Regions from separate parts of the Homo sapiens genome. Here region 2 is linked to region 1. A link is an interaction called in ENCODE POLR2A ChIA-PET data of the cell type or tissue named here. Cell type or tissue: B cell. All regions are shown on one strand. Each heading gives the region's core, and the rest is flanking DNA. Links, peaks and the distances in the headings are about the cores only.

Region 1 (5,378 bases), core at 100-5,099:
ACACAGATGTATGACACAGCCCCAAACCCAAGTGTCAGCACTCTGACAGGAGTGCCTAATATTACACAGAAGTTCCGGAATACAGTTGAGAAAACCTCTCAGCAATTGAGAGAGAAAGAGAAAATTAGATGATCAAAGCAAGAGATCCAATATCCAACAAACAGGAATTCTAGCAAAAAAGAGAGAGAATGAAAGAGAGGAAACCATTAAAGAAATTGAATAAAGTTCCTCAGACCTGAAGGACATGAGCTTCCTGAATGAAAAGGATCTGCTAAGGATATAGAACTGTAAGTGGCAGGGAATCCGTCATCATGAAATTGTATATAATCAGGGATGAAGAGAAGATTCTAAAGGCTTCCAGAGAAGGAAAATAAGATAAAAAGGATGAGGCCAGGATGGCACCAGAGTTCTCACCAGCAACACTGGAAACTCGAAGAAAATGGAGCAACACTCCCAAAGTTCTGAGTGAAAACTATTCCCCAGCTAGATTTTAATATCAAGACAAAGTCAATTGAGTGTGAAAGTTTAAAAAGTCATTTTCCAAAAAAAAAGTGAAGTTTTCAAAACATTTACTTCCCATGTACCCTTTTTCAGGAAGTAGTAGATGTGTTCCATCAAAATAAGGGAGTAACCCAGTGGTGTGCTGTAGCTGGCTCAGGCCAGCACCCAAGATTATCTCTTTTCAACTCTGAGTTTAGTGACATCACATTGGTCACTTAAAACCAGCCATGATGGGACTATTGATACCACAGAAATCAGCAAACACTACGAACTAGGGCTTCCCATCCCCCTCAACCCTCCCTGACCCCCAGGTGGTTGTTACATGTACCAGCACACCACTGGGATAAACCAAGAAAGAGAAAGATAAAGGATCTGCTATGGTCTGAATGTTTGTGTTTCTCCAAAATTCGTATGCTGAAACCCAGTCCCCCAGTGTGTTGTTATTAAGAGGTGGAGCCCTCATAAATGGGATTAGTGTCCTTATAAAAGAGGCCTGAGGAAGGTTTTTTGCCTCTTTTGCCCTTCTGCCATGTGAGAACACATAGAAGGTGCCATCCATGAGGAATGGGCCCCCATTAGACACCAAATCTGTTTGTGCCTTGATCTTGAACTTCCCAGCCCGCAGAACTGTGAGCAATAAATTCCTATTGCTTATAAATTACCCAGTCGAAAGTACTTTGTTACAGCAGCCTGAACTAACACAAGACCTTTAGGAGAAAAAGCCCAGTGAATTCCAAACATAATGATGAAGAGAAATCTCAATATACCTGAGAAGAAATCAGATAGAAATAAGGTTCCAGGGCCAGGCATGGTGGCTCATGCCTATAATTCCAGCACTTTGGGAGACCGAGGTGCGTGGGTTACTTGAGGCCAGGAGTTACAGACCAGCCTGGCCAACATGGCCAAACCCCGTCTCTACTAAAAATACAAAAAAAAAATAGCTGGGCATGGTGGCACGCGCCTGTAATCCCAGCTACTCGGGAGGCTGAGGCAAGAGAATCGCTTGAACCCAGGAAGCAGAGGTTGCAGTGAGCTGAGATTGCGCCATTGCACTCCAGCCTGGGTAACAGAGCAAGACTCTGTCTCAAAAAATTAAAAAATTAAAAATAAAAGAAATAAGGTTCCAGAAAAAAATGTCTTTCAAAAAGAAGCTAAGACTGATAAATTATCTGAGAGTTTCAACAATGTTGAGAGATCTTTTAAAACTCTGGTAAAGACTTTAGGGACATATTAGTCACAGATATCAATACCAAGAAAAAAAAGGGTAATTATTAACTACAGGGGAAATACAACATTCACAAAACAGAAGGAATTGTAACTGTAGTACATTATTTGGCTCTGCTATAAATAATGTTGATATAATCACAGTGAAAGGAATATTAATATTGATGTGACTAACACTACAATATAACTATCAAAATAATGCAATGAGGGAAACTGGGAGACATTAAAAGTAGTAGAATACTTTCTAAATCTAGGAAAACAATAAATAAAATATAATATAAAAAATTTGTAGCATAAGCATGTTATATAGAATTAAGAAAAGGCTGGGCATGGTGGTTCATGCCTGTAATCCTAGCACTTTGGGAGGCTGAGACAGCAGATCACTTGAGCTCAGGAGTTCAAGTCCAGCCTGGACAACATGGCGAAACACTGTCTCTACAAAAAATTCAAAAAAAGTATATATATATATCCAGGCATGGCGGCCTATGCCTGCAGTCCCAGCTACTTGGGGGGCTGAGGCAGGAGGATCACCTGAGTCTAGGAGGTCAATGCTGCAGTGAGCTGAGATCACACCACTGCGCTCCAGCCTGGGTGACAAAGCATGACACTGTCTCAAAAAAAAAAAAAAAAAAAAAGATCAGAGCAGAATGAATGAAATAAAGAAAATGATATAAAATATCAATGAAACAAAGAGTTTGTTTTTTGAAAGTTAAAACTGACAAATATCAGGCTCTGTTGAAGGGCCAGTGCTGCAACTGTGCACTTGTGCAACTCTTAACCCAGCCACATTTCTTCCAGACAGTGAAGAAAAGATAAAACATAACTGCCAATAAGTAATTGCTAAAACCTATGCCACTCAAGGGGATCTTTTAGAGGTTCCTTTGACTGATCCTGACCTCACCTGTGTAAAATTTAGCAATACTATAGACACAACCAACTCCCAATCCATCAGGTGGGTAACTCCTCCCACACGAATAGTCTGCCTACCCTTAGGAATATTTTTTGTCTGTGGTACCTCAGCTTATCGTTGTTTGAATGGCTCTTCAGAATCTGTGTGTTTCCTCTCATTCTTACTGTCCCCTATGACCATCTACACTGAACAAGATTTATACAATCATGTCATACCTAAGCCCCGCAACAAAAGAGTACCCATTCTTCCTTTTGTTATCGGAGCAGGAGTACTAGGTGGACTAATTGGCAGTATCACAACCTCTACTCAGTTCTACTACAAACTATCTCAAGAACTAAATGGTGACATGGAACGGGTCACCGAATCCCTGGTCACCTTGCAAGATCAACTTAACTCCCTAGCAGCAGTAGTCCTTCAAAATCGAAGAGCTTTAGACTTGCTAACCGCCAAAAGAGGGGGAACCTGTTTATTTTTAGGGGAAGAATGCTGTTATTATGTTAATCAATCTGGAATCATCACCGAGAAAGTTAAAGAAATTCGAGATAGAATACAACGTAGAGCAGAGGAGCTTCAAAACACGGGACCCTGGGGCCTCCTCAGCCAATGGATGCCCTGGATTCTCCCCTTCTTAGGACCTCTAGCAGCTATAATATTGCTACTCCTCTTTGGACCCTGTATCTTTAACCTCCTTGTTAAGTTTGTCTCTTCCAGAATCGAAGCTGTAAAACTACAAATGATTCTTCAAATGGAGCCCCAGATGCAGTCCATGACTAAGATCTACTGCAGACCCCTGGACCAGCCTGCTAGCCCATGCTTTGATGTTAAAGACATCGAAGGCACCCCTCCCGAGGAAATCTCAACTGCACAGCCCCTACTATGCCCCAATTTAGCAGGAAGCAGTTAGAGTGGTCATCGGCCAACCTCCCCAATAGCACTTAGGTTTTCCTGTTGAGAGGGGGTACTAAGAGGCAGGACTAGCTGGATTTCCTAGGCTGACTAAGAATCCCTAAGCCTAGCTGGGAAGGTGACCACATCCACCTTTAAACATGGGGCTTGCAATTTAGCTCACACCCAACCAATCAGAGAGCTCACTAAAATGCTAATTAGGCAAAAGGAGGAAGTAAAGAAATAGCCAATCATCTATTGCCTGAGAGCACAGCGGGAGGGACAATGATTGGGATATAAACCCAGGCATTCGAGCCGGCAATGGCTACCCTCTTTGAGTCCCCTCCCTTTGTATGGGAGCTGTTTTCACTCTATTTCACTCTATTAAATCTTGCAACTGCGAAAAAAAAAACAAAAAACCGCTGACAAACCTTTAGCCAGGCTAATGAAGAAAAAAAGAGAGAAGATCCAAATAAAATCAGAAATAAAAAAGGAGATATACAACTGATACTGCAGAAATTTAAAGGATCAACTATATCCCAATAAATCAGAAAATCTAGAAGAAATGGACAAATTCCTAAAACGTACAACCCACCAAGATTGAACCAGAAAGAAATCCAAAACTTGAACAGATGAATAACAAGTAATGAGATTGAAGCTGTACTAAAAAGTCACCCAGTAAAGAGAAGCCTTGGACCAGATGGCTTCACTGCTGAATTCTACCAAATATTTAAAGAAGAACTTATACCAATCCTACTCAAACTATTCTGAAAAATAGAGGAAGAGGGACTACCTTCAAACTCATTCTATGAGGCCAGTAATACCCTAATACCAAAACCAGACAAAGATACATTAAAAAAAAAAACAAAACAAAAAAAACTACAGGCCAATATCTCTGATGAATATTGGTGCAAATATTCTCAACAAAATACTAGCAAACTGAATTCAACAACATATTAAAAAGTTCATTCATTATTACCAAATGGGATTCATCCCTGGGATGCAAAAATGGTTCAACATCCACAAATCAATCAACATGATACATCATATCATCAGAATGAAGGACAAAAACCATATAGTCATTTCAATTGATGCTTAAAAAGCATTTAATAAAGCTCAACTCTCTTCATAATAAAAACCCTCTAAAAACTGGGTATAGAAGGAGCATGCCTCATCATAATAAAAGCCATATATGACAGACCACCAGCTAGTATCATACTGAATAGGGAAAAACTGAAAGCCTTTCCTCTAAGCTCTGGAAGATAACAGAGATGCCCACTTTCACCACTATTATTCGACATAATACTGAAAGTCCTAGCTAGAGAAATCAGATAAGAGAAAGCAAGAAAAGGCATCCAAATTGGAAAGGAAGGAGTCAAATTATCTTTGTTTCCAAATGATTTGAGCTTATGTTTGGAAAAACCTAAAGAATCCACCAAAAAACTATTAGAACTGATAAATTCAGTAAAGTTGCAGGATACAATATCAGCATATGAAAATCAGTAACATTTCTATATACCAATAGTGAACAATTTGAAAAAGAAATTAAAAAGTAATCAAACAACTCTATAGGAAATAATCTAATAATCTGATTTAAAAGTGGAGGAAAAATTTAATTAGAAATTTCTCAAGAAAAGACACACAAGCACGGCGTCAGAGGGATGGTGGCCTCAAGCAGCTACTGCAGCACTGGGGTGTCAGTTGTTGATCCGACCAAGAACACTTCAGTTCTGCTCTGCAAGGATATATAACAACTGATTGGTGTGTCCATTTAATACAAGAATATGGAAACTGAACAGCCAGAAGAAACCTTCCCTAACACTGAAACCAGTGGTGAATTTGGTAAACGCCCTGCAGA
Region 2 (5,378 bases), core at 211-5,210, 190 kb before region 1:
GAGCTTTAACAGCACAACGTATCTGTAAATGCTGATAATCTTGGAAGGAAGGGGATCTGGTTCAGAAGCAGGACACATGAGTAAGGTCAGAGCCAGGGCTCACACCAGCGGTGGGGCCAATGGGATGGGAGCCAGGCAAACACACCTGGGGGCACCTGACATGCTAGAGGTGTGCCAGGCCCTTCTTATCACAGACACCGGGGCAGGCTGAGCAAAGGCGGGGAGATCTGTCGGCTTGTTTGCAAGCCCTTGAAACCACTGGGTCTGGGCTTCAAGACAATTAGGGAATCTGGGCAGAAAGGCAGGAGTAAGGTTCCAAGCAAGAGTGTGGACAGGTGCTGAATGTGTGGCACAAGGTTAGGATTTGGGCACAGAGAATACAACAGGAGCCTGGGGCTTCTGCACCCTAGGAATGCAGCCCGAATCAGTGTGGCACTGACAGTAATTTTTTTTCCTTACCTTCATCCTCTCTGAAATCCCAGAGTCTACGGGAAGACTGAACCTCCTGTGGTATGAATTAAATACATTCATCTATGACGAGTGGAGCAAGTTGGGTGGGTGAGAAGATCAACCAACACTAGTCACAGGAGTCCCCTAAAGCTAGGCTGAGAGCTCCTTGAGGATAAAAGCCACATCTTGTTCAGGGCAGTCACTAGCCCCACAAGGAAAGGCAGGAGGAGCAGGACATGTGCCCATTCTGCAGACACGGCTTTCAGCCCAGGAAGAGAAAGGATCACAAGCACAGCATGGGTAGCAGGAGACACCGGACTTCAAAGGACCCAAGGCAGGGGCCGTTGGTTCTTCCGCCCTCCGGGCCCTCTATAAGTACAGGAGCATAAAGCTCACAGGTGAGTCTGATGCCACAGAGCATCTTGTTATCACTTAAAGCAAAACACTGGTCAGGGCCAATGGTTCTCAAACTTAAGTGTAAACCAGAATCACCTGAAGGACTTACTAAAACAGATTGCTCAGCTCTACCCCCTAGCATTTCTGATTCCAGCAAGCGTGAGGAGGGTCCTAAGAACCTGCATTTCTAACAGATTTCCAGGTGTAGCCAATGCTGCTAATCTGGAAACCACATTTGAGAGCCATACCCTAGGCACGTGTTTCTCAACCCTGACTGTACGTTAGAGTCACTGGGGATTCTGATTTAATTAACTGAGGAGGGGCCCAGACATGGATATATTTTTAACATCCCCCAGGTGAGTCTAATATAGAGCTAGGCTTTTAAAAATAACTTGTTTAGGGCCAGGTGTGGCAGCTCATGCCTGTAATCTCAGCACTTTGAGAGGCTGAGGCGGGTGAATCATTTGAGATCAGAAGTTTGAGACCAGTCTGGCCAACATGGCAAAACCCCATCTCTACTAAAAATACAAAAATTAGCCAGGCATGATGGCACATGCCTGTAATCCCAGCTATTTGGGATGCTGAGGCAGGAGAATCACTTGAAACCAGGAGGCAGATGTTCCATTAAGCCAAGATCATGCCACTACGCCCTAGCCTGGGCAACAAGAATGAGACACTGTCTCAACAAAATAAATAAAATAAAATAAAAAATAACTTATCTAGGTGCCAAACCAATTAGATGGGTAAAGAATAGCCTTCAACAAGTATTGCTGGGACAACTGGATATCCACATGTGAAAGAATGAAGTTAGACCCCTTCCTCACATCATATACAAAATTAGCTCAAAATGGATCATAGACCTAAATGTAAAAACTACACATATAAGTTACACCAAACGTAAAAACTATACCATATAGCTATTATTTAAAAAATGAAGTACTGATACATGCTACAACATGAATGAACTTTGAAAATAGTATATAAGTGAAAGAAGTCAGTCACAAAAGGCCACATTGTATGATTCTGTTTATATGAAATATCCAGAATAGGCAAATCTATAAAGACAGAAAGTAGACCAGTGACTGCCCAGGGCTGGTTGGAGGAGAGCGACGGGGAGTGATTGCTAGTGGGTAGGGGTTTTTTGGCGGCGGGGGGGTTGGGGGGGTGATAAAAATGTTCTAAGCTTAGATTGCGGTGATGGTTGCACAACTCTGTGAAGATACTAAATACAATTGAACTCTACACTTTAAACAGGTGAATTGTGTGGTATTTGAATTTATCTCAATAAAATCATTTTTAAATGTTCTAGGTCTTTTGGAAAAATACTATTAGTGATGTTTTATAGGACAAAGACCCTGCCATATTTTTTTATTTCATTCACCCCCAATACCCTGAGAAATGTGAGACAGGGAATTGTGCTTAGACTGTACATAACGGAGGAATACAGTCATTATTCATATGGACTAGCTGCCTGCAGACTGACCCAGAATTACAGAGCCATTTGACTGACAAGGAAACTGAAACATGGAAAAATTGAGACTTCCCCTATCACAGGACCAACCAATGGCAGAAGCAGCCTGGTATGGAGTGCTTCCTCCTCTTCCTGTTCCTCCACTTTAGCCATGATCTCTTCTTCCCAGAAATGACAAGGTTTATCTGCCACATAGAAGCTAAGGAAGAACAATTGCATATTGATCTTCAAAAATACGCTGTCAAAATAGACAGATGACATACACATTGAAACACCCTACCTTCCTGTATGCGTTGTTTCCAGGAATGGATGCTCTATGAAGGCTTGAGCCATTGCCCACCCAGGGTCACACCCAGGCTAACATCTAGGCTGAGCTAGTGTGCAATGACTCTGGATTATAATAATCATATATTTCACCTCCCCAACCCAAACCCAAAAGACACCCACTCTAGAAACACATCTGAGAAACCCTGGAGCAATGCTTCTCAACCTGTAACAGAAATCTTGTTAAAATCGATGTTCTGGTACAGTAGGTGTGGAGTGGGGCCTGAGATTCTGCATTTCTAACACATGCAGGTGACATCCATCCTGCTGGTCTGGGAACCACATTTTGAGTAGCAAGGCCCTCTGACTGATGAAGGTGGTTTGCAAATCACACTTGAGAAACACCATTCTAAAGTCTCACTGGCATAGAATTTTCTATTGTAGTCAATCCATACCCAGGGTTTTTGTCATGGCTTATTAACATTCCATGGAAAATGTTAGTTGATACAATATTTCACTCATTAAGATTGTACTCCCTTCAAGCCGCTCCCCTTAAGCACAGCTAGTCACAAAGCAGAATCAGCATCAGCTGGGAGCTTGCTGGAAAGGCACATTCTCAGGCTATGCCCAGACCTATTGCATCAGAAACAATTAGTTTACGTTTGAACAAGCCCTACAGGTGATTCTGGTGCTCAATAACATTTGAAAACCACTATCTTAGGGTAACAGACAGTGTCTGAATGTGGCCTCCCAGACTCTCTACCCTCAACCCCCCTGTACTTTCTGTTCCTCCAGTGTGCTTTGAGGACTTCCTAACTGCTGTTCTTTTTACCTGGTAAGGCAAAGCAGAATTTTTTTTTTTTTTTTCAGTAAGAAAAGCTGCTTTTCTGAGCAGGCACAGCACATTATCTTAGTTCCATAACTTGAGGAGGCCCACAGTGCCTGGGCCCTTTGAGGCACTGGCTTCTACTTCCTCCCCATGTGAGCCCTGGGGACCCAACACTGTCCCAGGCAGAAGAGGAGTGTCAAGGCCTCTCAGGGAGGATGGAGAGCTAAGCTCTGCTTGCTTCCTCACCTTCAAGAGCCAATGCTTTTAGAAGTTCTCCTACAATCTGCTTTGGGGTAAAGTCAGTTAGCGGGAGAGAGAGCCCAGGCAAAGTTAAACTCATGCAGTGTGGAGGAGAAGGTTGACCTGGTGACCTAGACCCCAAGCCCATCACCGTGGCACACCGTGCTTGGGGACTGAGGGCCGAGCACACATGTGTCTTGCATTGGTACTTTGGGGCAGCGAGTCTCCATTGTTATGTCCTTGGCACCCAGCACAGTGCTGGTACAAAAAGGAATACAGTCATTATCCTTGTGGACTAGCTGCCTGCAGACTGACCCAGAATTACAGAGCCAGCATCTTCATTTGACTGACAAGGAAACTGAAACACGGAAAAATTGAGTGACTTCCCCTGTCACAGGGCCAACCAATAGCAGAAGCAGCCTAGAACCCGGACCTTCACACTCCAGGGCCTTCATCCCCACACTCCACACCCAGACAAACTCCTCAAGGCTAGCCTTCAGTGCTTTTCTGTCAGAGTCAAGATACACCTGGGATAATGGTGCAGGGTCTGAACTTTTTAAAATTAATATTAAATTTTGGCGTGGAGAAAGGGGGTCACTGAAACAAGTTAGTTATTTCAACCCAAATTTATTTTTAATCACCCTGGGTCTTTATAAACTCCCACTCCCAGTACTAAAAATGTTGCTAATAGAATTGCGCTGGCATTGGACTAGAGATGGAAGACTAGTCCATAGTCCAATTTCCTGAACTAGAGTCAAGTGTGAAGAGCTAGTCAAAATGAAACATGGGATCAGGGCTTATTTCCCTCAGCAGTTCCTCATTAGTGAGAAGGGGTGTGGCTGACAATCTTCATGGCTGGGCATTGTTTTGGAGGTTTTACACTGGAGAAAAATGTTATTTGACACAAGGTCAAACATGCATAGGAAGAAAAAAAAAAACTTTTCCTAATAAAAAAAACCTTGAATAAGTATAAATATTGATTGACTCCAGACAAGTGCCTGGAAATAAAATGATTTTCTAAAATTACCAGAATGCATTATTTATTGCACATGTCACTGAGGTAGGAGAATAGTATATTAGGAAATCCAGAGAGTTATCGAATTTTTAAAAAGGGACAGGTTGAGACTCAGTTGAGTATTGCTGACAAAGGCTTCCGAATTCCTCTCTGAAGGTTATGAGGACAGCCTCTCTATGGAGAGACACCACACCCAGTTGTAATGACAACATGCAGAAGGACTCAGAGGTCACTGACAGTCAGGAAATCTACTCCAAAACAGAAAGAGCACGCCTTCCAAAAAAAATAATAATAATGTCATTAGCAATTATTGTAAACCAAAAATAAAATTCTAAGCAAGCCCCCTGCCCCAACCCCACAGTCATCTGAATAGACTCCTTCCTCTTGGCCTGGGCACTCAAGTTAACCTGAAAGACTGGTTCACTGGTTCAGGCCATGATGGGAAGGGAGAGTCAGACATGCCTCATTATGCCCTCCTCCCTTTTGGAATTCAGGAAAAGCCGACCAGCATTAAACATCAACACAGACCTTAAGTCTTATAAGAAACATTTATAATCTTTTCTCTCTGAAGCCTGCTACCTGGAGGCTTCATTTGCATGATACAACTTTGGTCTCCACAATCCCTTATAATCCAGACATTCCTTTCTACTGATAAGAACTTTTTCAATTAATTGCCAAAAGCAAATTTTTAAATCTACCTATAACCTGGAAGC

What was found. ChIA-PET counts read pairs that join two places held together with the same protein. Peaks named below come from ENCODE experiments on the same cell type or tissue, not always from the same donor. Only the 100,000 strongest peaks of a DNase experiment are listed, where the experiment ranks them.
Region 2: POLR2A ChIA-PET joins it to region 1 with 5 read pairs; 4 of 35 experiments call an interaction of 5 or more read pairs at or near these places.

What each region holds. Positions count from the first base shown.
Region 1 is chr2:136,200,430-136,205,807 of GRCh38, reverse strand. It overlaps the pseudogene HNRNPKP2. Among named protein-coding and RNA genes, the nearest start is that of CXCR4, 85 kb to the right of the region's middle. In B cell, for the core only: no CTCF peak of the experiment used is centred there; no DNase peak of the experiment used is centred there.
Region 2 is chr2:136,392,776-136,398,153 of GRCh38, reverse strand. No RefSeq gene overlaps it. Among named protein-coding and RNA genes, the nearest start is that of CXCR4, 280 kb to the right of the region's middle. In B cell, for the core only: no CTCF peak of the experiment used is centred there; a DNase peak (open chromatin) is centred at 3,313; H3K27ac peaks cover 793 bases.